Regions from separate parts of the Mus musculus genome. Here region 2 is linked to region 1. A link is a loop called in an ENCODE intact Hi-C map of the cell type or tissue named here. Cell type or tissue: left cerebral cortex. All regions are shown on one strand. Links, peaks and the distances in the headings refer to the core of each region. The heading gives the core; the rest is flanking DNA. Region 1 overlaps Syn3 (synapsin III). Region 2 overlaps Syn3 (synapsin III).

Evidence for each region. Hi-C counts contacts between places; a loop is a spot of excess contacts. Peaks named below come from ENCODE experiments on the same cell type or tissue, not always from the same donor. Only the 100,000 strongest peaks of a DNase experiment are listed, where the experiment ranks them.
Region 2: it touches region 1 in a loop (2.1-fold over the local background); 2 of 42 quality-filtered maps call a loop at or near these places.

What each region holds. Positions count from the first base shown.
Region 1 is chr10:86,380,999-86,391,389 of GRCm38, reverse strand. The region is part of intron 4 of Syn3 (synapsin III); the gene reads left to right. Among named protein-coding and RNA genes, the nearest start is that of Timp3, 86 kb to the right of the region's middle. In left cerebral cortex, for the core only: no CTCF peak of the experiment used is centred there; DNase peaks (open chromatin) are centred at 2,345, 3,215 and 4,908.
Region 2 is chr10:86,435,793-86,446,183 of GRCm38, reverse strand. All of the region lies in intron 3 of Syn3 (synapsin III), which reads left to right. Among named protein-coding and RNA genes, the nearest start is that of Syn3, 58 kb to the left of the region's middle. In left cerebral cortex, for the core only: no CTCF peak of the experiment used is centred there; a DNase peak (open chromatin) is centred at 6,373.

The sequences.
Region 1 (10,391 bases), core at 1,575-9,574:
ACTGTGATGATTAAATGTGATATGATCATAATATGGGCCCATGTGCTCATATGAATCATAGGTGCTCATAGGAATTATAGATAAAATAGTCCCAATTTACATTACATTTACCTATATAGATAAATTTATAGGATAGAACCCTTTCTACTTTTAGGAGTAAGTTATTCATCGGTGTTATTTATCACTGTGTGCCTTGTGGGCAGTGTGTAGAGATAGTGTTTCTTTCTTTCTTTTTTTTAAGATTTATTTATTTATTATATGTAAGTACACTATAGCTGTCTTCAGACACTCCAGAAGAGGGCCCCAGATCTCGTTATGGATGGTTGTGGGCCACCATGTGGTTGCTGGGAATTGAACTCAGGGCCTTCGGAAGAGCAGTCAGTGCTCTTGACCGCTGAGCCATCTCTCCAGCCCCGAGAGAGAGAGTGTTTCTTATGTGTCCACTATAGTACATTCTGCCTCTGTGTTTCCATTCAAATGTCTGTTTAGCACACAAAATTACAAAAACACACTGTTGGAAATGACCTCCACAATGGTTGTGTAATATATATTTGAAATGCAAATGAATTTTGTATTCAGAGCAATTAAATACAAAAGGTGATTTAAGATGGAGTTTCTCAGGACACGTCACATGGAGTCTCTAAGTCCACTGTTTTAAGCAGTATAGGATAACTTAGAACAGGGCACAGCCTGATGCTTCAGGTAGGCATGGTAGAGAGATGCTACCACTCTTTCCTCACTCTGACTTCCGATCCCTAGCTGGGGCCATGCAGAAGCCAGAAAGCAGGAGAACTGTGTTGGTGCTGCCCAGAGAACTGGGTTTTACTGGGGCTTAGAATAGGGCGGGGAGTCAGTCTAGGAAAGACTAACGTATGAACTCTTCAGTGGACAGCCTCACTAAGCCCCTGCTTCTGAGGTCAGATTCTGGTATCCATTTACAAGTTTTAATTGATAGTTTAATCATCAGTCTTTGCAGTAATTAAATTCTCATTCTGCTCTCTGGCCAGCACACAAAACACAGGTCTGTGGGCTAACCGTATTGAGGTGCTTGAAGCACTCAGATCTTTCAGTTCCTAAGGAAATCCACTTGTTTCATTTAGAAAGCAGAGCAGGGGTCAGTTCAGGGCATGTTGAAATCATGTTCTGTGGATGGCAGGGCTCTTCTGAGCTCAGACTAGAGCCTGGCTCCACCAAGCAGTGAGGAAAGGGGGCAGCTGTGTTCACCCAGACAGATGGAATTGGAACTCCGAATGAGAGACACCAAGAATGCAAAACACCCAAGTAGGCAGATGTTAATGAGGCCCAAGCTCATTATTCAAGCCAGCTCTTAGTCTGTAGCATTGAGCAATTCTAAATCTCAGGCAGCCATTCAAACCACAGTGGCTGATAATGTGCATCACTCATTAGAAGGCCCAGACATCAGAGAGTTGGAGAGTGGGAACCAGAAAGCATCAGGAACCAAGAGCTCGAGGAAAATCATCAAAGGGTTTCAGATCCCTACACACACCCCCTACTCCAGGACCCACCCAAGCAGACTATTTGCTGAGAGAATGTGTGAGGCAAGAGAGAAATGCCTGAGTTTATCCTAGCTAGAAGGGGACAGTACATCGGATCATTAAAAAAACTTCAAATTGCCTCTCAGAACTGTCTGTGTGTCCCCTGTGGCCCTGGGCAAGAAGGAAGAGCAATTTGTCCGAGCCCCTTAATGTAAGAACTGGAGTCAGTATCCAACCTTCTCCAACTTTCTATCTGGGAACTCCAAACATTCCAGCAAAAAGGGGCAGGGCTGGGCATTAGTTCAGTAAGTAAAGTTCTTGCCCCAGCTGAGTTTGGATCACCAGTAGAGCAGAGTGTCTCTGTAACCCAGGCACTGGGAAGTGAAGACGGGGGATCCCTTGTTGTCCAGCCAGTCTTGCCTACTCAGCAAACTCTGGGACTCACTGAGAAACCCTGTCCCCCAAAATAAGGTAAACAGTGAGTGAGGCTCCTAGTATCAACCTCTGGTTCCGACTTGCATGGCACACACACACTCACGCAGGCACACACACTTTGTATGAATAATATTCCGTTGCTTCTTATTTCACATATGCTTACCCTAAGCATTGGATTTTAAATTCCAGGTAATCATTCACTGAGTGAATACTGAAGACCCGGCAGAGTCTGCAAGTGTGGCTCAGAACCCAATTTCCCCGTTAAGGCACCTACCTGTATGTGTGTGGGAAATTATTCTCATTGACTGGTCTAAAGATATCTACACCCCATGGGCTTTCCCGTCTCCCATTCATTCACACTAGAAGTAGAGGATAGAGCTGTGAGCCAAACAGCCCCCACGCTGATATTTAAGTTGTGGATATGTAGCCTCACAGCAGGTTCCGTGAGAGCAGCTGGTGTCTGAGGCAGAAAAGCACAGAAGCCTCTCCCAAGAGCTGACTGAAGCTAAATGAGACCAGAGTGAGCCCCGTGGCTCTGGAAGAAGAGCCTTAGCCTCTCATTTGACTTTGTGTGGATCCTAAATTCCTGTTTTGGGCCCCAGTATGTAGAGTCCAGGGCATCATGCATTCAACACAGGCGCTCTATCAACTGAACTTAAAAAAAGACTGACTGGGGCAAATCTCTCTACATGCTAGCCATGCTTTTTGAAACACTTCTATAAGCAGAGTCCCCTCACCCCCTCATTCTCTTTCCAGTTCTGCCACCAAACGTCCCCTTCTCGGTGAAAACATGCCAGACTGTAAGTTCCCTCTTCTCCAGGCCCAACGACATTGCTTCATGTCCTTCAGGCCTGCATATCTCTACTTGAGATGACTGATGGATAGACAGCCCTGGTTTAAGATAGTACCAAAAATGCAAACATAAGGTAGTTTGTAGATGTGCTGTAGATACGCATAAGATATGCTGGAGTGGAGTTTGATTTCTTGCACTCTTTTCTAGATCGTGAGATCGGGTAGACAGGGAGTTTCTCATGTCCCCATTTTTCCCCATCTATCACCTGTCTTGTTTTCAACACCATGGTGCTATGTGGAATGCACCCGCCCCTCCCCCCACAACCAGGTGCTCTGCTCACTGCTTGCCCTGTCTGTGACAGGTTCCTGGGGACAGTTGCCACCTGTTCCTGGGTTGAGCCCCTGGGTTGAGCTGTCCCTGAACACTCAGTTAGAGACAGTTTTTCTGAACGCTAGTCCCAGCTCCTGGCACAGTGCCTACCTTAGCTGATGTCAATCTACAACCAGCTGGCAAGTCCCACAAATGGCAGACTCAAAATTTTGTAAAGTAAATGACTCACCGCTGAGAAGACATGACTGCAGTTGGCACCAGGTGGGGGTTTTGTGATAAGACGCCACACTTGACCTCTGACCTTGAGAGGACATATGGTTTAGGTTCAGATGCTGACAGACATCACTGTCAGGTTCAGTGTAGAAGTCTCAGGGGAAAGAAGGCCTTGACTGTTATGGGGTAAGTTGCACAAGAAAAAGACAATGTGAGCTTAGAAAGAAATGCCAGGCCTGCAGCCCCTCATCTCCAGACAACAGTTAGGAACTCTGCCCTGGGAGAGCAAAACAGCCGCCAGCCAATCCCAGGAGGTGGAACAACATGACTTCTGACTCCAGCAACACAGAAAGGAAGGGAAAGAGTAGGACCTTCTGCCCCCGAGCCTGCCACGCCCACACACTTAACCAGTGATGTAGTTAGCTTGTTACTTTTTTCATGACTGTTTCAAAATACCTGGCCAAAGCAACTGAAAGGAGGGAGATTCAGTCCATCATTGGGAATAGCCTGTGGCTTTGAGAGCAGAATGTAGCCAGCCACGGTACATCCACAGTCAGATAGCAAAGGAGGCCGGGTTTATTTTAGCAATGGTGATGTATTAACAGCAATAAGAAAAATGAACTCTGGAAAGTTAGAGCAAACTGAGGGCCTGAGAGCCAGCGACTGGGCCTCTCTGAACCCGCTTCCTTGTCTGTAAAGCAGAGATGATGCGGCCAACTCTGCAGACTTGCCGATATGGTTAAAACAGATGACGTGGGGGGGTGGGGGTGGAGGGTGGCGGCAATGCCCTTGATAAATTATACAATGATGTTTGAGGTTTCCTGTTATATTCAGATGCTGTTTTTCTGGGATGTTTCTTTGTTTTGCTGATCGCTAATGTTTCTGTGTCGTTTGGCCTGTTTGCTGGTATTGTGGAATCGAAATCCTCACCTCACCCTCTGTAGAATTTCTCATGATGGTTCGGTAGTGCCTGGCAGTGCTCAGGGCTCTGAGGCTTAGACAACTTGTGCTTCACGGAAGGAGACTGGCTCAGAGGGAGGCCAGTGTCGAAGGGAAATATGGGGTATCCAAATGTCCTGGTTTCATTTCCTTTCTGATGATAAATTAGCCTGGAAAGAAACAACATAGGGGGGAAGGGGGATTTATTTCCACTTGCAATTCCAGTTACAGTCCATCGTTGTGGAGAAATCAAGGAAGGAAGTTCAAATAGCCACATCATATCCATCATAGCCAAGACCCCTGAGGACCTTATTTCTTCCATTGCTATCTCATAACAGTGTAACAAATGTCCTCAAATCTTTGTGGTCTAAACTCATGGCATTTTATTTTATTTTATTCTATGGGTTGAAAATCTGGGCAGAGCTTGGCTGGGTGGTTCTTCTGCTCAAGATGCGGTTCCCCGGGGCGATTTGGTTGGCTTGTGGCTTGGTAGTTCTGGGAAGCTCACTCAGCCTACCTTCTCCTTCTCTTGTTCCAGGGTTCTTATACGTGCTTTTGCTTCTGCGTGGCTGTGAAGCTTTCCAGTCCTGTGGGCTGGGCTTCTGCTATGGCAATTGGTTTTCAGTAGAATGAACCACACAGAGGTATCTGTGTAATTTCATTTCTGTTGCTGTGATAAAATACTCTGACAAAAAAGCAACATGAAGGGGAGGGGGACACTCAACTTACAACTCCAGGCTGCAATCTGTCATAGCAGGGAGGTTGTCAGAGTGACGGGAACCTAAAATAAGTCACACCCACAGTCAGGAGCACTGAGGAATGAATGGATGCGTGCTCACTTGCTTGTAGTACTCAGCTAGATTTCTCCACTTGTGTACAGCTCAAGACCTCCTGACTCAAGAATCGTGGGCTGTATTTTCCCATGTGAATTAGCTTAATTAAGGCAACCTCCCTTAAGCCAACCCAATGCTAATCATCCCTTATTGAGACTCTTCCAAAGTGATTCTAGGTTGTGTCAAGCTGACAGCTAAAGCTAACCACTACTGTATGTGTGGTCAGTGAAGTTATATAGCATTACTTTGACATTTTATATTAATTTTTTATCATATTCTAGTATCTACAGGTAGGCATAGGGCAAATCTAAATAAAAGTAGGTCCCTTCTCTTGATCAAAGTTGTAAAGAATTTAAGGGGCACTACCCTTCCATTCTTTCTCTAGGCAGTAGCTAGATGGGCTCTTTGGAAGCTATTATAGATTCTAGACGTATGTTCAAAGCCCTTTGGGGTTCCCTTTCTGCCCCATAGTGGTGAGGAAGTGGTGGGTATGCTCTCTCAACCTCCACACATGTGGGTTCTACATCCTCTTTCTGCCACCATCCAGCATGTGTGTCCCTTGCTAGTCTTCATCCGTCATACATTTTCTCTCCAATAGTCTTTGTATTTCCTCCCTGCTCCCTCCACCTGGGAAAGCTTTCTGCCGCACATTACCGTGGCTCATTCCCCTCAGTATTTTGGATGTGCTCATGTTACCATGCACTCCAAAGGGATCCCTTTCCCAACGGGGGCCTCTCTGCCCCTTTCTGCTCCCTGTTCTAGCAGCCCTCACCCCTGCTGCATTGTCTGTTTGCTTGACTCTCTCTCCCTCCAGTGCCAAAGCATCATCAGCTCGTGAAGGGCAGGTTTGGGGTCTGTCTTGTGACTCACTCCATCCCTGGTACTCAGAGCTGGGGCTGGTACCATCGTACTGAATGAACAACTTGTTCTTAGAGGCCGTTTGAAAATTCTAGAAGATCTGGAAGGACAAAGACCAAGTGATGTTCCTCTCTGCAGTACTGAGCTGCAAACCACAACTATTGGTTAAGTGCATGGTTTAAACCTTTCCCCTTGCTGGAAGTTCTGAGCATGCTTTGTGTGTGTGTGTGTGTGTGTGTGTGTGTGTGTGTGTGTGTGTGTGTGTGTGTGTATGCGTTTGTGTACACATGCCTGTGGAAACCTGTTCTTGTTTGCTTTCTGTTACTGTGATATAATAAACACCATGAACAAAGGTAACATGAGGGGACAAGGGTTTATTTCCCTTATATTTTCAGACCTGCCTTAGTTAATGTTTCTGTTGCTGTGACAAAATACCATGACCAAAAGCAACTTGGGGAGGAAGGGATTTATTTGGCTTATAGTTCCATATCAATGTCCATCATTAAAGGAAGTCTGAACACAAAATCAAGGCAGGAACTGACGCAGAGTCCGTGGAGAAGTGCCCTTTACTGTCTTGTTCCTAGTGGCTTGTTCAGCCTGCTTTTCTAACAGCATCTAGGATCACCTACCCAGGGCTGGCTCCACCCACTGTGAGCTGGGTCCTCCCTTATAAATCACCAATCAAGAAGATGCACTGCACCACAGGCTTGCCCACAGGCCAATGTAGTCAGGGGCATGCTCTCAATTATGGTTCCCTCTTCCCAAATGACTCTAGCTTGTATCAAGTTGGCATAAAACTAGCCAGCACAAGAACACAGTCTATCAATGAGGAAGGGCAGGGCAGGAATTCAAGGGAGGATCACGAAGCATAAACCATAGAGGAACACTGCTAACTGGCTTTCTGACTGGCACACAAAAGCTACTTTCTTATACAGCCCAGACTCTTCTAACTACAAATGATGCCTCCCTCGGTGGACTGGGTCACCCCACATCCATCATCAGCCAAGAGCAGCCCTTACAAACATGGCCACAGATCCATCTGATAGAGATAATTCCTCAGTTGAGGTTCTCTCTTCCCAGGTAACTCTAGGTTGTGTCAAATTGACAGAAAAAACAAAAACAAAAACAAAAAAACCCTAACCAGTATAATGCCAGAAGACAGCCTCAGCTCTGGTTCCCTGTGTACCGCCCACCTTGTTGAGACAAGATCTCTCAGAGACCGGCTAGACATGCTGACCCAGAGATCTACCTGTGTGTACCTCCCTAGCACTGGGATCACAAGCGTGCACACCATAGCTGATGTGTTGGTGTTTAACATGGGTTGTTGGGATTAAACTCGGTCCTTGTGCTTATAAGGCAGCTCTTTGCTAACGGAACCATCACACTGACCCTAAGTTTACTCTTAAGAAATTCCTAACAGCTATGGAGGTCTGCTCATTTCTTTGTTTGTTTTTTGATATAGGGCCTTATGGAACCCAGAATGGCTTCAAGCTTGCTATGTAGCTAAGGCTGACCTTGAACTCCTGACTCTCCTGCTGCCACCACATGAATGCTGGAATTACAGATGTGTGCCACTATGCTGTTTTATGGGATAGTAGGCTGTTGATCCCAGGACTCTGTGAATGCTAAGCTTTGCTCTCTACCAACTGAGCCTTATTCCAGTCTTAAAGTTGAGTTCTTACTGTTTGCTATGTCATCCAGCGAGCCAGAGAGCTACATTCCTCTCCTCGATGACTCTGCAACCCCCGCTTGGGGATTTCAGAGATAGGCAAGCATCTCTCCTGTCACTGTCCTCATACTACCGAAGTTCCACAACTTGCCGTGTGGCTAACAAAAGAGCACATGAGCCAGGACTTACTCCAGGCCTGCCTTGTTCCAGATCCATCCTTCTTGATCCAGTCTTACATGCTTCAGTCATGCATGCTCAGCCCAGTTCTTCAGTTAGCCCCTGTTCTCCACTTTCTGATTCTCTCCTGAGCCTGTGTTCTCATTGACACTGGGCAACTTGGTAAATATTTCTATGCTTCGGTTTTCCAATATACAAATCCAAAGGGACATCAGTATCTAACCTGAGGAATAGATAAAAGAATGAAATGGATTCCTCAGATTAAACCCTAAGCATGGTGTCTGCTGTCTAATGTGCTCTCTAGCTCCTCCCATGATTTATTTTCTCCAGAGCATTCAGATACTAAACTTGGGGAGGGTCACTCTGGCAAATGTTCTCTCTGCTCTGTCATCAAACAATAACTTTTTTTTTTCCTTTCTTGTTCTTTTTAAAAAAAAAAACTTAATATATAGCTATGGCTGCCGTGTGACTCCCTAAGTAGACCAGGCTGGCTTTGAACTTGATCTTCCTGCCTCTGCCTCCTGATGGCTGGGGCCTTACAGGTGGGTGGGGATTGTTAACTGCCCTATCCTTGCGTGGGGGGGTGGGGGTCAGCAAGAGCTTGTCACTATTCTAGTACTATATGAAGTTGTGATGCAGTTTGAGATCATACCGTTTGTTTCCCATTTGACAGCTTGTCTCATGTCCAGCTCGCTAAAGCAAGCCACAAGACTGGCTTCCATTGCCATCCACGGTGCTGGCAGAAAACTAGCACGATAAAGTCACTGGCTTTCTGAAGCCGTTCTGGGTTAGATATGAATGAATATTCATATGTAGTATAGATGTATATATACACATACATACACATACATATACATACATACATGCATTTATACATACATACATACATACATACATACATACATACATACATAGATACATACAGGAGGCTTGCATTTGCCTCCTGTCTGCACAGCTCACGCTTCCTTCCTTACCCAGATCCCAGAATGCACCTATTTGAACCCTGACTGTCTTTTTTTTTTCACCAAGTCAAACTCATTCTTTCCTCACACTTCCCAGCAGATATCAAGGATGGCAGAAGAGACAGGTAGTTGTGAAAGGTTGTCCAGCTTGTGTGCAGAGGCACTCAACACCATCCAGATGGGGCAGAATATGAACCGTCTGACTCTGCCCTTCTTTCCCCTTAGTTCACAGAGAGATACCTTATAGGTCAGAAGTAACAGCTTGGAGAAAAACTGTATCAGATGGGCCTGATGTGCCAACAGATGCTTTTCTTCTTGTGATCTGCATTTGCTAAGATGTCCAACCCTGTCCTCTCTCCCCTCTCCTCTAAACAGACATCACCATCCATCATCAGTGACTCCCTTTTGTCCTAGGCGTAGAGCAATTCAAGCAATCACTTGGACTAGAGCCTGACTTCTAGGGCCAAGAGCAAAGTTATTTAGGTTGGGAGATGTACCAGACGTGGATTCAGGTTTTCCCTCTATTTCATACACACTCCCTGACACTTGCTTCACTTCTCAGAGTTTCATAGGACAGTGCTTGTAAACACTGGGTATAGTACAGGCAGTCTTGATAAAGTCCTTGCCATGTGCCTTCCCCTATGCTGAGGACTTCTATAGCAGTTACTGCCTTTGATCCTCTGAACAATCAAGTTTTCAGACGAAAAACAGAGATGCTGCAGTGTCAGAGGTCACACAGCTGCTGAGCCCATGAGCCTGGGATCTGAAATCCATGCTCCACACTAACTCAGAAGCTTACAATGGAGGAATAAAGTTCAGCCCGACAGTTGATGAATCTGCAATCCTTGCTGTTCCCAGTGACGGTGTAGACTACCAGGAGCCCACATTTCCGAGTCCCTTATTCCCACTCATGGTCCTCTAGTGTCTGAGCACAGCATCCATGATTGAGGCTGACTTGTGTGCCCCTCCTCTCTAATGCAGACCCTGACAGGTACCTGTCCCAGCCAGAGGGACTGCCACTCCACATTGGCTTGTTCTCTGAATGCAATGGCAGGTCAGACCTGGGCCCATGGGCAGGGAGAGCTGACAGGTACCCAGGATTCGTGGGATTCATTTGATAAATGCTAAATCAACAGTGTTGGAGATTCAGGCCAGCATCCAGAGACAGCTGACCACTTCCAGCTGGGGAAACAAGCGGATTCCAAGGTAGAATCAGAGCGTCTTTTAAAAACTGGATGAAGACATTGTTTATTCAAGGTACTGGGAACGAACACAAAGATAAAAATGTGCAGAATGAATCTGCACTCTATCAGCAGGCAGCCCACTGAAATAATCACAGTCATCTGTGTGCTGTGAGGCTTCGCAGACACCTGCCTAAGGCAAGCTGTATTGCCCAGACAGGGATCGGGAATTCAGAGAGGGCAAGGTGCTTGTGCAAGGTCTCACAAGTAGGATTAAAGCTAGGTCTTAAGACTGTGACCCTGGCCCTTTGGGTCAAGGACAGTGTCATTTAATCTGAATGTTAGCAAGGCAGAAAATTTGAATTTGAGGTGTGGGTAAATCTAAGCACGGAGACAATGAAGACATCCTGAAAAAAAAACATCTCAAACCCTACCACTCAGTGTAGGACCACTCAGTGCAAGGTTCATGAGGAGTTTAATTGAAAGACAGGACATTCCCAGGTAG
Region 2 (10,391 bases), core at 1,449-9,448, 55 kb before region 1:
TCTCCACTTTACTCTTCTTGCCAAAACCAGAGTGATCTGTCTTTGTGTGTGTGTGTGTGTGTGTGTGTGTGTGTGTGTGTGTGTGTGTACACCACTTCTGGGATCCTCTTCTCCCTTGCGTGAGAAAGGAGCCCTGATTTTGCTGCTGTGTGTGCGAAGAGCTGTCTTGGGGGCCGCAGGGGCTCCCTGAGTCTGTCTCTCATCTCCCCTGACAGCACTGAGAAGCAGATGCTTAGAGTGGTTTTTACGAAACTATGCTTAATGTGGGTTTTACAAATCCATACTCAGGACCTTATTCTTGCACAGCAACCCCTTTACCCACTGAACCGTCTTGCTAGCCCCTAGAGGGATATTTCAAAAAGAGTGAATTGGGACCTTTAATGACTTAGCTTCCTCAGAGACTCCCTCCTTGAGTCCTGTCTGAATCTGGAAACTTGGTGGTACTACTCTCAAAGCACCTCACTGCATCAGAGTACTTTAGCTATACATTTAGGGATGGATTATTTGCCTGGGGATAGGGGCCATGCCTGTTTGGATTTCATTCTGTTAAGTAGCATGGGTCCCAGCCCAAACTAGAACTGAAGGAAATATTTGCAGAATGAATAACTGACAGATTCCACACATTCTGGCTGCATGTCACTTTCCAAGAGTGATAAATCACTGCTTCTTATTCTTTCTTCAAAAATCTTGGTTTTCTGTAAACCATCTGGCAAATGTTTAGTTGCCAACCAAGCTGGACCTACCTCATCTCCTTTGTGGTAACTTCAAGGCATGCTTTCACATCCCCTTTGTATCTTAACACTGCCTTTGGCCCAAGTGGGAGGTACCAAAACTGTGTGCAGGAATGGGCACCCGATGGAGCTACTATAACCACCCAGGGATACTGGGAACACTTCAGGAGTCTGTGAGGGCTAGAATCATGATGGAAAATGTTGGCTGACTCGGACATTCTTACTTCTAGTCATGTAGAGCCAGAAAGTAAATTAGTCAGGAAACCAATTAGGATGTCATTTAGCCATTTGTCTCTGGAAGACATCCTTTCTCAAACTCTTTGAATGGCTTGTGTTTGGCCCATCTGGATCAATGGGTGGGTCTCATAAGCAACCCCAACCCCTTGGAAATTCACACTCATCCTCTAGCACTGTAAAGAGAAGTATTAGGATAAAAGCCACTGTTTAGTCTAAGCTGGCCTCTCAACGAAGGGCCAGATTAGCCAGATAATTGTGCTGTCTGGGCTTTGTTGGACAGAGTCAAAGAGTTAGTTGTGGTTGGCCTAGAGGAAGCCTCCACCCCATCTCTCCACCCTCTTCCTCACAATTCCAAAACCACTTGCCTGGCTGTATCAGAGCCAGGAATCCGAATGCCCAGGGAGGCAAGTAGAGAGTTGCTTCACTTTGCATCTGATTACCCAGCCGCCTCTCCAGGGTCAGACTGTGGCATCCTGGTGGGATTAGAGAGTATTTGGCCAGTATTTGGTTTGGTCTGCCAAGCTCTCCTGTTTGTATTTGAAGCCAGATAACTTTTCCACAGACACAAGTCACTCCTCTATGAGATCAAGAGGTAGGGTCTGTGGATGAATACATTAATGTTAAGTAGACCCACAGACTGAGAACGTTTTCTACTAGGACTGAGTAGCAGGGAACCCTGGGCCTGGTCAAACTGGAAATGAAAAGAAGGGAGGAAAGGATAAGGGGAGCAAGAGAGAGAAAGAGAGAAAGAGAGTGGCCATATTCAGTCTTTTCTCAGTATTAATGGAGATATCAAGGCAGACAGAACCTACTCCAGCAATCTTAGAGAGTCTTACATCTGAGCACAGGAGACTCCCTTTGCAGTCTCTGTTCTTGAATGATTGAAAGGGAAATAGGTCGAAGTGTTTGGACCAACAGAGCCTGTACAGATTGAGGATCTTCTGGACCAGAAGTGTCTCAGATTTATTTATTTTCCCACATACATGATGACATATTATAGGAGGGAAGCTGAATCTAAATACAAAGTTAATTTCTGTTTGCCATGTGACATGTACACTGAATAGAGATTCTACATAATATTGTTAGTGCACCTATATCTTGATTATGACCTGTTGCTTGAGGCCAGGGCTGACATGGTAACCTTCAGACTTTTAGACAGGGAACATTTTGAAATTTAGATCTCTGGTTTAGGGGTGAGCTCAACATGTATGCTATATGAATGTGTATGCACATGTATGAGCACCTTCACTAGCATGTATATGTGTGTATGCTGGAGGTCAACAGACTGTATCTGCCTCTATCCATTTCTACCTTGTTTTGTTGTTTTGTGTTGTTGTTGAGGTATTTTGGTTGTTCTATTTGGTTTGGGTTCTGGTTTAGGTTTTGGTTTTTTTGGTTTTGGGTTTTTTTTTTTTTTTTTGGTTTGTTGGTTGGTTGGTTTTGGAGACAGGATCTCTAACTGAACATGGAGCTCACTGATTGGCTAGTCTGGCTGGACAATGAGTCCCCATCTCTCTCATCCTCCTACTCCTAGCTGTCTTTCTCCTCCTAGTGTTGCGGTTATGGGTGTATGTCTCTCTATCCACATTTTCTGTGGGTGCTAAGGGTCTGAACTCAGGTTCTTATGATTGATGACAAACATTCTAGCCCAGTGGCCATCTCCCTAAACATTTAACTTATTATTATTTTTATGCATACTTTAGTCTTTATATCATAATTGTCTATATATTCTAAGAAAGGTTAATACCTTTCTTACAATAGAATTTACCTGGTATGTATGTGTATGGGGGACCGAGGGGGGGGGGACATAAGATCTTACCCCACTGAGGAGCTATTGACACCTAGTGGCTAGTAAGGGTGGAAAAAAATCAGTTTTTTACCAAGATGTGACCTCTGGTAAGTTGACCATGCTGTAGTGGATGGCCCTGCACCCATGCTTATGTGGACAGCACTAATTGATTAGACTCCATGGATTTGAAAAGAAGGAAGAGGAGAATGGAAAAGAGTGGAGGTGATTATGATCAAAATACTGTACACATATGAAAGTCTAAGAAAATATGTTTTTAAAGAATAAACCTTAATTAACAGTAGATATTGATCATTAAAATAGGATGAAATTTTACGAAACGTGTCAACAAAATAAAGAAGTGGAAGTTTGAAGTTAGTTCAGCTTGACATGTTGGTAATTGTTTGGACACCAGAGTCAACAGAAAATGATGGATTGATATGTATATACATTGAAAGGAGTATATCTGATGGCTTGGGAAGGGCCCACACTTGACTTTATTTGATACCTCCTCAATAAGGATTTATTACATTTCATTGTCTGAGGACTTTAGATGAGATAGAGCATATATGCTGGATTCTGTTTGATGTGATCAAACTAAATGGATAAGCAATGTGAAGTCCCATTCAGAAACTCAGCTGAGATGAAACAGGATCAAAGAGGGCTAGCTTATTAAAATCTAATGTTTGAGGAGAACACAGCTCAGTGCTTATGGGTGGAAATGTGGGCTGATGACTGAGTCTGTGGCTGTAGGGAAGATAGATAGGAATGGAGATGGGAATTTCAGCTTCACCCTGCTTCAGCTGGGTCGACCATCCACCTAAAACATCTTCAAGTATCAATTCCCTTATCAGAGAAGTGAGGGTAATAATTGTAGCCCCCGGAGCTACACTTATTCTATGGACTAGATAATTAATATATTTAGTGTAATTTTCTGGAATGCTTGTTTGTGCTCACTAAGCTGCAGTTATGGTTCTTGCTATCAGTTTGATGCTGCTGCAGGCTTCATGATCTAGTGCAGCCTTTAGAATACCTGAATATGACAATCCATTCCTGCCCCCAATGTACCACTAGACAGACATGCTTAGAAAAGTATTCTAAACAGATTCAGGTGAGAGGTCCGATGGATGGAGCACTGTCTGCAACCTGGAGTGCCCTGAAAAATAGTTGGAACAGGAGGAGACCAAGGTCTATGAGGAAGAAGGAGAAGGTCAAGGAACCGGAGATGTCTCCAATTGGTCCCATTTCACTCACTACAAACATCTGCCACCCGAAGGAGTGTTAGTAATTTAATTTAGCCTTGTGATAACACTTTGAGATGGGCGCTTTGACTGTCTCCATTTAGAAGATGAAGAAATGAGAGCTCAGAAAGGTTAAACCATCAGCAGAAATGAGTAATGGAGAAAGAATCTGAGCCTGGATTTCTGTGTTCAGCCACCACCCTATATTGTTTCACTGAGGTTAGAGTTCATGCTAATGGTGCAGTCCTGCAGGGAGAGGGGTTTCAACTTTGTAAACAGAAGCCTAGAGCAATACAAATGATTAACGGACTGACCTGTGCTGTAGGTAGGGAGGGTATCTCCTGTGCTAGAAATTCTCTGGCAGAAACTGGGCCACTAAAAGGTGGGGAGGATATTTCACAGTAAATTAAAGTTAAAAACCAAAACGGAGTTCCATTAGTCTCTTTCTGAGCTGGCCTTCCTAACTCATGTGGCCTTGCTGAGTTCCAACATGGTGTGGGTTTCTGCAGTCTAGTGGATTGTTGGCCAATACAACCTGAGAGGGCAATGGGAGCAAAGACATTGAACGGGATTCAGAAGCCCTGTGAGTACTTATGGAGAATAAACCACACTGGGAACCAAAGTCAGTAGACAGAGCAACTTTACTCTGATTGCTCTGACTGAAGGCTTATAAAGTTTTTGGAGACTGAGGGCAGGAATACCTAGGATGGGCAAATGTCATTAGCTGGGACCTTAGGGTACCTGGAATGCTTCATTCACATGGGGACGAATTTCAGGAATCTCAAGTGCCACTGAACAGCTTTTACCAGAAGAAAGGGAATTGATAAACTAATTGAGACTATGTGACATTCCTCAGGTAGAGGTAAGGGTGTGTAGGCTTGGAATTCCCCACACAAGTTCAGAGAAGGAGAAGACCCACCGAAGAAGGGATGATCCAATATTGGCCAGAGCCTAGAGGCTATCCAGCCATGGTAGACTTCAACCTTAATTAGCAGAGTTTTCCCACACATTGTGTGGCCAGGACCAGAAGGCGCCCAAGGTGATGGTGCAGCCATCAACCTCATCTTCAGATACTTGCAAAATAGATCTTGGATTCAGGCGTGGCTTGTATGATGAATTAATGCATGGATAGAGGGTTGTGCTTTTGGCTTTTGGCTTTGATGAGCATATGAGCCTCCTATTGGATGGTGTAGAAGAGATTCTTTCTAAAAAAAAAAATTAAAGTCATGAAAACAACTGGGTCGGAGCTAAAAGGAGGATAGTATTATTCTGTTCCAGATTGTTTCCAATTAGAAAGGTAAAGGGCAGGGGAAGTTGAGAAGGCTGTACAATGGTTTTTTTTTTAAAGGTGTCTTTTGTTGGGAACATTTCTTCATATTATTTTGATGGCCCTTATGTTATTATTCAGGTGACGATGAAGGTTGTGAGATTGTTCTTGTTAAAAAAAAAAAGCTGAAGAGACACAAAGTGACATCTGTTGAAAAGCCTTCATCTACTTTTCCTCTAGACACGCTCCTTTTCCACCACATATTAATCACTGCACCACCACATACTCCTCGATGGGGGGATTTTCCAGAGAGGTTTCAAATGTACAAACGTATGCCACTATATGAAGCTGTAAAGTGTGTTCCTGTATGGTATTTGATTGGTGTCTGTTCAGCTCTGCTGTTAAACTGATATAACTTAGAGTTATCTGTGAAAAGAATCTCAATTGGAGGTATTTCCTAGATCAGATTGGCCTGTAAGCATGCCCATGGGTGTTGCCTTCACTGGTAATTTATCTATGGAGAGCCCAGCCTACTGTGGGCAGCACCATTCTCTAGGCAGTTGGTCCTGACTAGTTTAGTACAGAAAGCTGACAGTGTACCTGCTTACCATTCAGCAAGCACCATCCTTCCTGGTTCTTGTTGAGTTTCTTTGACTATAAAGTGGGTTCCTTGCTCAGAAGTAATGCTGTATGGAATATCAAGAAGTCCTTCTGTTGGGATCCTGCCTTGATTTCCCTCAGTGAAGCTGGAAATATAAGCCAAATAAACCCATTCTTCCTGTGGTTGCTTTTTATCAGAATATTTTAACCGTAGTGACAGAAATGGGAGTAGGACAGTCAGACCCAGAAGTGGTCCTAGCTATTTCAGAGGGGTGCAGTTAATAAGGATTTATTACAATAGGATCAAAAGGGGAAGTCACAACAACAAGCCACAACAATCTTCATTCATGGCGGTCACTGTCATAGCTGTCCAGGGAGAGCTTGAGCCCACATCCCCACTAGTGTTATGGGGACAGCTACAATCTGTCTAACTACTGTTGCTGGCAATGAAGCTTCTGTAACTAACATTAGAAGCAGATGGGCTGATGCCTCCTCCCCCACTTCAGTTCCTACATAAATAACACCAATTGGTAGAATCAAAGATGAATATATGTGGCAAACGAATGTGGGACATAAAGACTTGTGACTTTGAGCTCTCATGGTATAAAGAGAGAATCTGGAGGATGGATGTAGGGGTGAGTCGTAACAGTATCCGACACAATCTACTCCATTATCTGCCCAACATGCACACACTTTCTCTTGCTAATCTACACTCAGCTGAGCACTGATTTTTCCAATTATTTTTTCACAATTGTTTTGAGTCAGGTTATCTCTGTGTAGCTCTGGCTGTTTTGAAACTATGTAGACCAGGCTAACCTTGTACTCGGAGATCGGCTTGCCTTTGTCTTTTGAGTGTTGGGATTAAGGGCATGCTCAGTTGACAATTTAATTTAACTTAGAATTGTCCATGAGAAGTTGTCCATAAGCAGACAGTGTAATTTCATCCATATTGCCTAGAATGCTGTCATATGGACGTGTCAGAATTATTTTCCATAAATTTGCTATTGCAGATGATGCTACAGCTGTCCCTTAAGATTTTTGATAGTATGTCTAAGGTATTCATTCCTCCCAGGTGAGTGACTCCATCCAAAATTGGTGCCTGTAATGGATGCTGTAGTGTATGTTGAAGAATGAAGGGTTGGGAAGATGGCTCTGCAGTTAAGAGCATGCACTGCTCTTGCAGAGGACCAGACTTTGAGGTAGCTCCTATGGCAGACAAATCTCCCGCATAGGCTCCGCCGGTATTTGGATACTTGATTCTCAGTTGGTGGCACTGTTTGGGAGAGGTTTAGGTGGTGCCACCTTGGTGGAGGAAGTGTATCATAGGAGGCAGGCTTGGAGAACAAATGCCTCATGTCACTTTCTTGCTTTCCCAGTTTTGTGCTTGTATTTGAGGAAGGAGGTGAGGGTTTCCTGTTTCTGCCACTGGGCCTATCACCTGCTCTCTCATTGCCACGGACTCTTCTCCCTCTGAAATCATAAGCCCAAACAAACCCTTCCTTCTCTAAGCTGCCTTGGTTATGGTATCTTATCACAGTAACAGAAAAGAATCTTGTACAGAGTTCAGTTCACAGCAGCCAGATTGTGTGCGGCGAGGGGAGCTCACAACTGCCTCGACCTCCTCTTTTGGATTCCACAGGCACTAGCACTCACATGTACACATATATACAGATGTATACACATGTGTATGTGCAAACAGGCATGCACTCACTCACACACACACACACACACAGGGAGGGGCAGAGAATTTGAAAAATAAAAAATAAGTCTAAAAAGGAGAGACAGACTGGAGGAATTTTTCACTTCAGCTGTTAGACTCGATCTCAGAATCTCAGAATAGCCCTCAGCCCTCTTTTAGACAGGGAGCTTTTCTTTAGGAAAAGAGAGATGCCTGCTCAAGGTCATACCTCTTTCGTGGCTGCAGTTCCAGTCAATTCTATGAAGATCCTTGCCCCTCCGTTCCAATGTGAAGCAGCCATGAAGGCTGATCCCCACCTCACAGCTCCTTGTGGCACTGATAGTGACCTCTCCTGAAATGTCCACGTAGCTCATTTGTATTCTCCAGTCTGTTCTCATATTTTCCATGCCTTACAGTGGTGGCGCTCCCTAAAGTGTTCATTAATAAACTTCACTCAGGCCAGGGTCTATCTCAGATCTGCATCTCAGAGGATGTCAAACCTTCAAGAGCCCCATTTACAAAGTTGATAGGTACTAAGTACTTAATTCTCTAAGGAGGTCCTACAAATGATCTACAAGTCTCACCAGGGCTAGATTTCTAGGACTGTACTCAAGTCCTCGGTTCTGAAACCCATCCCATGTAGAACGATGGCTGTTCCTGGACAAGCACTGATGCTGAACTCTGAGGTATTCCATGACTTGATCTTCCTGTTCGACCTCCCTGGGTTTGAAACTCACCAGAGCTTGACATCTCTCTACAGAGCTGAGTCCGGCTACACTGATCCAGTAAGCCTTGTTTTGTTAATACAATCCTGCAAAATTTATTTGTTTGGCTTGGATTACCGTGACCTCAGATGTTCTGTTTTGTGTTATTTTTAAAAGTGTGCAGATCTCCTTTGGAGGCCCTTTTCTCTTCAAATTTAAGAAGCAGCTGGGAAATGGGGAGGGGTGTGGGGTAGGGAAGGAGAAAAGAAAAAACAGGTGGGCTGCTAGGACATAACCATAACCCATCAAGCCAAGGATGGTCTCTCTTCTTTACCGTGGCATTGATTTGTGTGGGTTTATAAGCTTCCTGGCTCTACCTGTAGGCCCATCAACTTAAGTGGAGAAACTGGAGAATGTGGTAACCGTAGCAACAGTAGCAAACTACCACTGAAGCAGGTCGCACAGTGAGTGCCTCTTGAGTTTGTGTGTCACCTCATTTAATCTTCAGCGATGACTGTTACCAAGAAAACTGAGGTTCAAGGGACGTCAGTGAATTCACCAGACATCGTCCCACAGCGTGTAAGCTACGTTTGAATTCGATCAGACTTAACCAAGGCAGAATCTTCGTCCATCAAAGCGCATGAGTCAGGATATGCGCTGATCTTGAATATTGTCATTAGAAAACATTTGGCCTTCCTCCTTGTGTCCTGGCTCCCTTGAGTACAGAAATCTCATCTTGCTCTTTTGATCCGCTGGATATGTTACACACTCGTTGGTGGTGTTCTTCAGCACATAGCTACCCTTTCCTGACTCACTCTAGTAGCCCTTACCATTGGATGTTTCTGGCTTGTGGTGGCAAAGTTCTGCTGTCAAAAGTTCCGTTTGTTCTTTTATTTCATCCCAAAGGTTACACTCACCCTTGACTTTAAGTACTTTTAAATCACACAATGAGTGTGAAAGCCTGCTCTATGGGGCTCCATTAGTGAGTGGACTTTGAGTCCCAGCTGTGCAACTTTGTATATGACTCTGAGGAGTAGCAGAACTTCACCATGCTACCAGTTCCTCATATGTGAAGGCCTGAAATGAGCTACCATATGTGAAGCACTCAGTGTAGAGCCTGGAGTAGAGAGAATGTTAGATTTACATTGAGTTCTTAGCCTGACCAAACAATCCGTGAGTGGTTTCCTATGTGGGTCCCCCCTCCTTTCCTCTTAGACCATTCAGCGATGGTAAAGATACAGCTTGGTAATTTACCTTTCTCTATGGCCATTCCAATTCACCAACGCATGCCTTGCCCCCATTAGATAAAGGAGACTCCAGTGGAAACTAGGGTGCTGTCCAAAAGGAGACATCAGCAAGCCCTTAGGTTTCTTGGAAGGTAGATAATATGTCTCATCTATACTGCACCTTTATTCAAGAGACACTCACTGGACCCTGCTTTATAGTGGTCTTCATGACATCCTTCAACCTCAAAGAGTTCATCATCTGGTGACTGCCATACATCATAGTATATGTTTCCCAGAGATTTCCCTGCTGTGGGACATTGTCAGTAACGGCTTCAGAGAAGCAGGTGATCATCTGGAATTTGGAGAAAAGAATTAAGGGAGAAATCAATAAACAGATGTGGACATCGGACCTTCCAGCTAAACACCATGGTTTATTTCTTAGCTTGTCACATATGGAGAAAAGATCAGATGATAGCATGCGTGAGAAAGGAATGTTCTGGTTGATTTTAGCTGTCAACTTGACATAACTGAGAGTCACCTGGGACGAAAGTCTCAGTGAGGGAATGTCAACATTTGGTTGGCCTGTGCGCATGGCTATTGGGAATTCTTAATTAATCCAGTCCAGTGTGGTCAGAACTGTTCCCCGGACAAGGAGCATAGAATATACACAACAGTATAGAAATGGGAGTTAAACTAGCCAACAAGCAATAATTCATTCATTTTTTTCCTTTGCTTTTAACTGTGGGTGTGACGGGACTGGCTGCTTGAGCTCCTGCCTTGTTTTCTCCCAAAATGATGGACTGTAACACGGAATTGTAAATCCAATCAGCTCTTTCCTCTCCTATGTTGCTTTTAGTCACAACAATAGGAGTGTAATTAGGACAGTGAGGGTGGGAGATAAGTCTGGAAAAGAGATTTTTC